Linked DNA regions of Homo sapiens: region 2 is linked to region 1. The links are chromatin contacts, found by Hi-C or POLR2A ChIA-PET in ENCODE. All regions are on one chromosome and are shown on one strand. Each heading gives the region's core, a stretch centred on a gene start or an enhancer-like site at or near the end of the contact. The rest is flanking DNA. Distances are from core to core; before and after follow the strand shown. Region 1 overlaps SLC38A4 (solute carrier family 38 member 4). Region 2 has its middle 150 kb from the start of SLC38A4.

What was found. A loop is a pair of places that touch in the nucleus more often than their neighbours do. ChIA-PET counts read pairs that join two places held with the same protein, here RNA polymerase II (POLR2A).
Region 2: a map of PC-3 shows a loop between it and region 1 (2.9-fold over the local background). The contact joins two enhancer-like sites. A Hi-C loop is called at or near these places in 2 of 168 maps with a recorded cell type or tissue (PC-3 and psoas muscle). POLR2A ChIA-PET finds 5 or more read pairs at or near these places in 2 of 52 experiments (H1 and WTC11).

What each region holds. Positions count from the first base shown.
Region 1 is chr12:46,767,659-46,772,084 of GRCh38, forward strand. It overlaps SLC38A4 (solute carrier family 38 member 4), which reads right to left. Exons shown (of 17, transcript NM_018018.5): 15 at 1,626-1,770; 16 at 652-749. Among named protein-coding and RNA genes, the nearest start is that of SLC38A4, 56 kb to the right of the region's middle. Within about 2 kb of position 2,958, at least 3 of the 41 ENCODE cell types and tissues checked have a DNase peak (open chromatin) inside an H3K27ac peak, as active enhancers do.
Region 2 is chr12:46,671,566-46,676,191 of GRCh38, forward strand. No RefSeq gene overlaps it. Among named protein-coding and RNA genes, the nearest start is that of SLC38A4, 150 kb to the right of the region's middle. Within about 2 kb of position 2,731, at least 3 of the 41 ENCODE cell types and tissues checked have a DNase peak (open chromatin) inside an H3K27ac peak, as active enhancers do.

The sequences.
Region 1 (4,426 bases), core at 1,708-4,207:
AAATATTCTTTTCAAGCCTTAACATGACTTTATTAAGGAGTGAAAGATAATATTTCCTTATTGGAAAAACAATTATTTCTAGCATTTGTTTCTATAGTAGTCTTATGGAAAAGAAATATGTACTCTCTAATTTAATAAGACTGTATTTTGTATCTAAAGAGGTTAACAGAACGATGAATGGTTCTGTTCTGGATCTTAGTCCACACCAGGGACAACAGGTACTATGGAAGGGAAAACAAAAGCAACATCTTTCCTTTGGCTTTGCAAACCTAACAACCATGACCAAAATATTTAAATTATTCCATAACACCGCTAGGGAGCCTAATTCCTTCTTGCATGATTTTCCACGGATAGCACAACAGCAGCTTGGTATTGGACACTGCTATTTGCCTGAAGCATATGTGTCTGTGGGAAAGGCTACTACTATTTGACATGTATGACAGACTCAACACAGGATATTTGATATTTGAAGTAGAATCATTTGAGTTTCAGAAATATGTCCCCTTTCTCTGCTACCAGAAAGTTCTAGCCCAGTTTTGATTTTTGGTTCTTGTACATTGATTCATTTTTCTGAACTATGTGTATTTTCTAGTTTATTCTAAGTAGTTGGAAGAACAACTAATAATGGGGGAAATTGCAAGGTTTACTTACCCCGACCTTTTGGGGTGACCTAAAAGTTTCTTTCTTGACAAGTTTAAGATAAAAAACTGCTGGAAGAATAAAAATCAGCATAGTGGCAGAAGAAGCCCCTGAGAAGACAAACACAGGGCAAGGTCAATGTCTTACCCAGCAGTTCCTAGCAAAGGAGATGCCAGCACACACTTTAAATAAACCAAATATAAAGCTATCCTATACTTAGCACTAAAAACACACACTTAAGTCACATAAGCTCATCTTGGTTATTTATTCATAGAAGATATGTTTATAGAGACAATTAAAATGTACCTAACATCAAAGCTGCATAAGTATATGCAACATATAATAAGCAACAAAAGGCTGAATTTAACACAAATTTACAGGGGATTAGTAATATAAATACATACTAAGGTGGCTGAACTCATGACACACCCTATCCACCTCTTACTTTGCAAGTGACCTACCCATGGTTCTTTTAAAGTTTTAGATTGTGTTTAAAGTTTAAGTAAACCCTCAATGAGTAGAATGAAAATTAATAGACCATGCAGTTATGGGGAAATACTAATAATACACTTTATATAATCAACCTCCTATTCCTCTGAAGATACCTTTCAATGTTCAGCTGATACTCGTAGTATCAGAGAGCTTCTGGCAGGTAAAATCTATCTTCCTCTTTTCCTGATGGTGGAGCTAATACCTAAGTCCAAATCCTGGGTCCACACCAAGGTATATGACTTGACTTTTATAGGGGTCAGTTTCCTCATCTATCAGAAAAAGCAGCTTGACTAAATGACCTATAAGGTGGCTCCCAATGTCAGTTAGGAGGAAGAGACAGTGAGCAGCTCAATCACCAGAGCCTCTCAGGGATAAAGGGAATCCATGAGCCTGAGAAAGAACGGGGATCTGGATGACCCAGCACTGGTTCCCTGTCCATCATTTAATGAGGCGTGAGTTTGGGTTGACCAAATTGAAGCCTTTCTGAAACTCACCTATGAATCCGAAGATGTATTTTATAGTTGGCACAAGGATGACCAGAACATTATTAAGTGCAATAAGCACAGCTGCAATCAGGAAATGTCGTATCCAGCTGAAGGGTCGTTTGGGAAATAACAGTGTGATCACTGATGTACGAATCTTAAACAAGAAAGTTCAAAGGCAAGATCATTTCTTTGTTTTTGACTTTATCTATTACTTCAAATATTCTCATCACTCTAATGCATTTTCTTTCCTTTTCTTTTTTCCCAGAAAAGATGTTGATGCTTTTTTCAATTTTTTTATTATTATAAAACATACATAACATAGAATTTACCATCTTAACCATTTTTAAGTGTACAGTTCAGTGGTATTAAGCATAGTCATTTCGGTCAACAACAGACCACATATAAGACAGTGATACCCTAAGGTTGTAATACTGTATTTTTACAGTAGCTTTTCTACGTTTGGAGACACAAATACTTACCATTATGTTACAGGTACCTCCACTATTCAGTACAGTAACATGCTGTACAGGTTTGTAGCCTAGGAGTACTAGGCTATGCCATATAGCCTTAGTGTATAGTAGGCTCCACCAATTAGGCTGCAAGTACAATCTATGGTGTTTGCACAATGACAAAATTGCCTAAAGATGCATTTCTCAGAATATGTCCACATTTGTAAGCAACACATGACTGTACATTCATCTTGTGCAGTCTTGATGCTAACTTTTGATATTTGAAATGGAGTGTCATTTTTTCCTTGGCCTATTTTATAAGACAATATTTTATGCTTTCACTTTCTTAGTTTTCAGAATTTATTGTTAAAAATAATCTCGGTCAGAAAGAGATAACAGGCAAGACACATAATTAAGAAACATAGTAAAACCCTTGTTGATCACAAAACATGTCTCATCAGACTGGATGAGACATTAAGGGCAAGCACTGAATTGATTTACACAAGATTGTGAAAGGAATTTTTATGAATCTAGGTTTTCCTTAATTTTGCATGGTATTTAACATTTTAAAATAAAATTTTAAAATGGTATTTTAAAATTTTGACGTTTTTGTGTTTGCTCCTTCCTCTTTCTCTCCTTTTTAGCTCTCCCTATCAATAGATTGTAAATCTATGAAAGGCAAGGAACAGGACCTAATAATCTAAACATTCCTCAGACTTTCTAGCTTAGTGTTGTGCACACAGCAGGCACTGAATAAAAGCTTAAATTAAATTGAATAGTAGGAATCTTATCCTTCCCTTCAGGATCCTTGACAGATTTCAGCCCTATTTTAGCAGCTGAAATAAGTAGGCGAAGGGTCAAGAGAGCCTCAGTTTGCAGCAGCTGCTCAAGTTACGCTGCTGTAACTGGATAAAGATCCCTGTGGGCAGAGGGAGGGAGTGACATTTGTGTTTGTACAGCTTGACAAAGTTGAAAACACTCTTATCTTTGGAATCTTTTAGAGGACACTTTTTGGACTTAGTGGAATTACTCTATCAGCTTTCCAATAAGTGAATACTTCGGTTAAGCTAGGAGTTCACATTTTTGGAAATGCTGTGATTGATGTTCACTTTAAAATTTTAGTTCTGAAGTCACTTAAGGTGCAGAGATGGGAACTCATTTAAAAGAGAGAAAATGTAAAATATATTTTGAAACATGTATGAATGACAAAAAATTCAAGCTAAATAGCTTGCAGTTTCTCATGTGACATTCCTTTCATACCACTCCACCAAAAATTAAGGCCATCTGTTTAGGCTGAAAAGGCAATTTCATTTCTAGAATGACAAACCAGATAGTCTCTGGAAATAGTTTAAGAATAACTTTGTAAAGGATTTTAAAAATTGGATTAGTGAACATTATGAAACTCATTCTGAAAAGGAAACTGAGGAAAGCAAATGGTGTGATATTGTTTTCCTCAGCAGCCTATAATTCTACATTATGATCTGCAATTAGTGCTTATTCAATATTGTCAAAACTGGTCCAATTAGTAGGCTTACGAATAAGCTTTTTATGGTATATACATAGTGCCAGAGGACTTAATTTGTTTCACAGTGTTAAACAGAATAAATAAGTATGAGATATAGGCTCATTTTCAGAGAATAGTCACAGTTTGTTTTTTAGTCACTTGTTAAAAAGGTGCATTCAAGTCAATAAGCTGAGTTAGAGTGAGTTAGAGGCAGTCCTATATGTCCAGGGCCTCTGAATGTGAAAGCAGTCTCCTGGCTCCCAGAAAGATTAACATTTGGCCTAATGATATGAGATCACAGAAAGTTTATGGCAATAATAGGTAGAACGGTTGGAGTAAATGCAAAAGCTTCTTCCTCTTTCTGAATAAGGAATAGGAAAATTCCAAACAGAACTGAAGGTGGTTTCCAGTGCATTCCTGAAGAGAGCAACAGAGCAAAGAGGGAGGGAGGTACTAGGCTTGTGGTGGTGGTGGAAAAGATCAGGAAGGAAACTTGCTGGTCATTCCATGTTAAAGTGCCTCCCTGAGTAGTGAGCCTAGGACCAAAAGCCCCCAGCAGTTCTGTTTACCTTTGCTAGGGCAGACCACTGGCTGATTCCCACCAAGCCTCATCTGCTCTTCCACTTAGCTATGTGCCTTTTTCTTTACTGACACAAGTCGCTAGGAACCTGGAAATGTGGGTCAGATGCTGTGGGTCAGGGAGGTCCCCAGCACCATCCAGGGCCTCTGACCCACAATGATTCCATTAAGGTTCTATGCAGCTCTAGAGACAACATCTGTTATTTCCAGAGAAAGAGTCCTGAACAGGAGCCTGTTAGGGGGTGCTGTATTCTGATGCAGGGGCCCAATGTGAAGGT
Region 2 (4,626 bases), core at 1,481-3,980, 96 kb before region 1:
AGAACTTTCTGTTTGCATTCAATGGTCATCTTAGTCTATTTTATCTTTCTCAGGTTGGAGCATTAAAGTTATGTTATCATCATAAAACGTACTGGGATATTCCCCTAACTTCAACCTCAACATACAGCAGTATACAAATGCTGATTCCTAGAAAAGTTCTCATGATTCCCTGGTATAATGAAAAAAAAAAATAAGGAAGATGCAATGGGTTTTATAACGTCATTTGATTTAAAGAATAGTCCTTAATTCTGATCTTATGCACTTCCCATATTCTCAATGTTAGATTATTTATTCTTTTGCAAAATGATTCTGCTGATAAATGGTAATAAAAAAGAATGTTTCTACTACAAAAATTAAAACCTGGCAATCCCATGTTGGTCTCTCCAACTTTTCCCCTTAGCTCTCATAGTTTTTGAAATCCAAAGTTTGAAACCGTTTGTCTAGAACAATTTAAAGAGCATGTAATTAAATATAAAATAATTTGTGCCTTGAGAATTGGAGCTATTCTGAAGCAGTATGAAAGAGTGGTAGAGAATAGGAACTTTGAACCGTGTGGCCTCTAGCAGTCACTTAACCATTCCAAGAATCATTTTACTCCCTTGTAGAACAGGGCTAATAAGTAGGTACCTTTTAGGTCTATTATAAGGTCATATGTTATAAGATACTTAGCATAATATTGTACATATAGTAAGTACCTGATATGGCTTGGCTCTGTCTCCACCCAAATCTCAACTTGAATTGTATCTCCCAGAATTTCCATGTGTTGTGGGAGGGACCTGGGGGAGGTAATTGAATCACGGGGACCGGTCTTTCCCGTGTTATTCTCGAGACAGTGAATAAGTCTCACGAGATCTGATGGGTTTATCAGGGGTTTCCACTTTTGCTTCTTCCTCATTTTCTCTTGCTGCTGCCATGTAAGAAGTGCCTTTCACCTCCCAATATGATTCTGAGGCCTCCCAGGCCATGTGGAACTGCAGGTCCAATTAAACCTCTTTTTCTTCCCAGTCTCGGGTGTGTCTTTATCAGCAGCATGAAAACAGACTAATACAGTACTCAATAAATATTAGCTATTTTCATTACTAGTATTTTGATATTTTTCTCTGAATATATTTTGTTCTTAAAATGTTTTCTGTTCTTGATTTAATTTTTAAAACTTTTTGAATTGAAGTATAACATATATATTTAAAAATGCAGAAATCAAAGTGTATTACTTAATATTTAAAACAAATCAAACATATCCATGTAACGACCTAGGTCAAGAAATAGAATATTACCAGCATCTCAAGAATCTCCCATACAGACACATACAAGCACCCTACCAATGAAAAGTATCCATTATATATAATTCTCCTCAAAGGTATCCTTATTTCTAACACCATAGATTATTTTTCTGTTTTTGAAATTTTTATAAATAGAAGTATACAATATATAATATGTAATTTTTTTTGGTCTGGAATCCATTGCCTGAAATCGTATTTTTAAGAGTCAAGTGTGTTGGTGTGACATGTTTGGCTCTGTGTACCCACCCAAATCTCATCTCAAACTGTAATCCCCATGTGTCGAGGGAGGGACCTTTAATCTCCACATGTCGAGGCAGGGAGGTGATTGGATCAATGGGGGTGGTTTTCCCCATTCTGTTCTCGTGATAGTGAATAAGTTCTCATGAGATCTGACGGTTTTATAAGTGTTTGGAAGTTTCTCCCTCACTCTTTTTTCTCTCCTGATGCCTTGTGAAGAAGGTGCCTGCTTCCTCTTCACCTCCCACCATGATTGTAAGTTTCCTGAGTCCTCCCCAGCCATGTGGAGCTGTGAGTCAATTAAACCTCTTTCCTTTATAATTTTCCCAGTCTTGGGTGTTTCTTTAAAGCACAGTGAAAATGAACTAATACAGTGCATGCAGCTACAGATTTTTCATATTAATGTATAGTATCCAATTGTGTGATTAGAACACAATTTATTTATTCATGCTAATATTGATGGATTGTTTCCAATTTCATGATATATCATCAAAATATAATCACATTATTGGTCTTTTTAAGAACCAACTTTTGGATTTGTTAATATACTACTGGCTTTATGCTAGCTAATTAAGATCTGCTTTTATCTTTATTAACTCATTTGTCCTTCTTCCTGGCAGTTTTCTTTCCTAAGTTTAAGTTGAACACTTAGTTTATTTAGCTTAATTTGGTGAAGATGCGTTTGCTTGTCCCAGATTTTTCATGAGATGAGATTTTTCATGAGATGAAGTCTCTTTTTCATGAGATGAAGTCTAAATGCGTTAGGAGGCAAAACTTGGGTGTATTTTTCTGAACACAATTAAATCGCTTTTAAATGTTAGTTTATGATGTTGTGAGTTTTTGTTTTTTTCTTTGCACTTATTTTAGTGGGAAGTTGCACTAGGCTCCATAATTGCTGTCAACCAAATCCTGTATGAAGCTGGAAGTCTGTACTATGGAAAATCTGCTAATTGTATCCATGCTCCCATCCATCCATCCATCCATCTACCCATATATCCATAATTTTATGTGAAATACACCACGAGGTGCTAGAAACATTTAGGTGAACAGATAGAAAGGTTTTCTTAAGGAAGGACAAGAGGGAGCTGCAATTAAACAGGGACTGACAGGATCAATTTGCATTTTAGAAAGGCAATTCTGATGGCAATATGGAGAACAAACTGTAATTCAGCAAATTGGAATGTAGGAGCAGCTCTTCAGAAGAATGGATGACCTTCAGGTGCTCACTGTTCATGAGGAGCTGGTGAGGTGTGGCAGTGGTGCCAGGAGGGAACATTTTTTATTATATAAAGTCTTCATGATGCAACAGATCTATTTTTTTTGGCACACGAATAAGAAACTATGCCCTTAAAGAAGATAAAGTCTCCAATTGTTTCTTTTTAAAAGTTTCTTATCCTAATGTCTAATAGGAATCATTAGAAATTAATATTTTTCTAACTAGAGGCAAGTGATAATGTCTCAAAATTTCCACAGCTGTTTCAAACGAAATCTTAGCATTAATCTATTTCTTTTTCTGTGACATTTTAAATACTAATGTAGCATTCATAACACCTTTCCAGAATCCAAATTATATTTTATAGGAAGTAAAAATGTCTTTGAGCCAGGCTATTCATCCAAAGCATTAAGAGTTTCAGCTAGATAATTAGAGACTGGTTAAAAAAAAATGTGAATATGAAGTAGCAGAGCTAATTCTAATGAACCACCTAGGACGATTAATCTTATAAGTTTAATGTTCTGTCACTTAATATTTAAAAAAAATTTTGGAAATAAAAGACACCATCACATGATGACTAATCGAAGCTGGAGCATTTGAAAGTGATTTGAGAGGGAAAGTGAGAGGTACCTCCTGGTGAATATACTAGCTTAAGGAGCAATGTGGTATTTGGGTTTCTGAACCTGCAGGTTCTACAGCCTTGTGCTTATACCGTGACTCGTGAAGGAAAGGAGGCTGACACAGGTAAAGAAAATACCAGAAGTGTCATAAAAGAGGATTTGGTAATTCAGCAAAGCTCTGAGTCAGTAACTACCACAGGTCTGGCATGGCAATTGCAGGCCATGGATTATTAAAACGGCCTTGTTTGAAATGAAATTTAAAAATGGAGGTCTTAGCCCTGGATCTCCTTTTTGTAAATAGCATTTTTAGAGAACTGACCACAATGCTTGAAAAAGGTTACAATTCATCAACCTAAGCCACCCATTTATGGTTTGGTGTTGATGCTTTTCTCTACTCACTCTCTAAGGTTAGTTAAGATGTTGTTAGATTGTTTTCTCACCTTGATTTAGAAGAGAATGATGGTCCCTGGCTGGACAGGCACAAGGATATCTCTCTAGGGTGGTGAGGGGTGAGGAATGAGGGCAGATTGGGGATGAGGGAAGTGGAGGGAGAGATGGGAGGAGGAAAATAGCATGTGGAATTAAACACATCCAAAGTTTTTGGTGTTCCTTAGATGACATTTATCAAAACAAATAAATCGTTAAATGGTATTTAGTTGAGCAAGTACAGTAACTGAAAAAAGTAAATGAAGTATGAGTCTACTATATAATCAGAGTTTTAAATTCTTATTTTACTTTTTCTTCAATATGTAGTCTTAAGAATTATATGAGAGATGAATTCTTTATAAAGAATGAATAAATTCCGGAATCAAGATAAAAGCATTGTAAAGTTATAGTTGAAAGCAAAGGGTGAATATTGGAATTTTCAAAAAAATTTCTAATGCTCCAGCAAGGGGTTTTTAATTTATTTTTTAAACCACTGAATACCAATAGCTTCCAGGAGAGGGGGATAGAGAGTCAATTGATTTGACTGAGGCTCTATTAGAAAATCCAGTTTTAAAAGTTAAACCAGCCTGGCGCCGTGGCGCATGCCTGTAATCCCAGCACTTTGGGAGGCCGAGGTGGGCGGATCGCTTGAGCCCAGGGGTTTGAGACCAGCCTGGGCAACATGGCACTACTCCATCTCTACAAAAATACAAAAAAGTGGCCAGGCGTAGTGGCGCACGCCTGTGGTCTCAGAAACTCCGGAGGCTGAGGTGGGAGGATCACATAAACTCGGAAAGTCAGGGCTGCAGTGAGCTGAGATGCCGTCACTGCACTCCAGTCCAGGCACAGA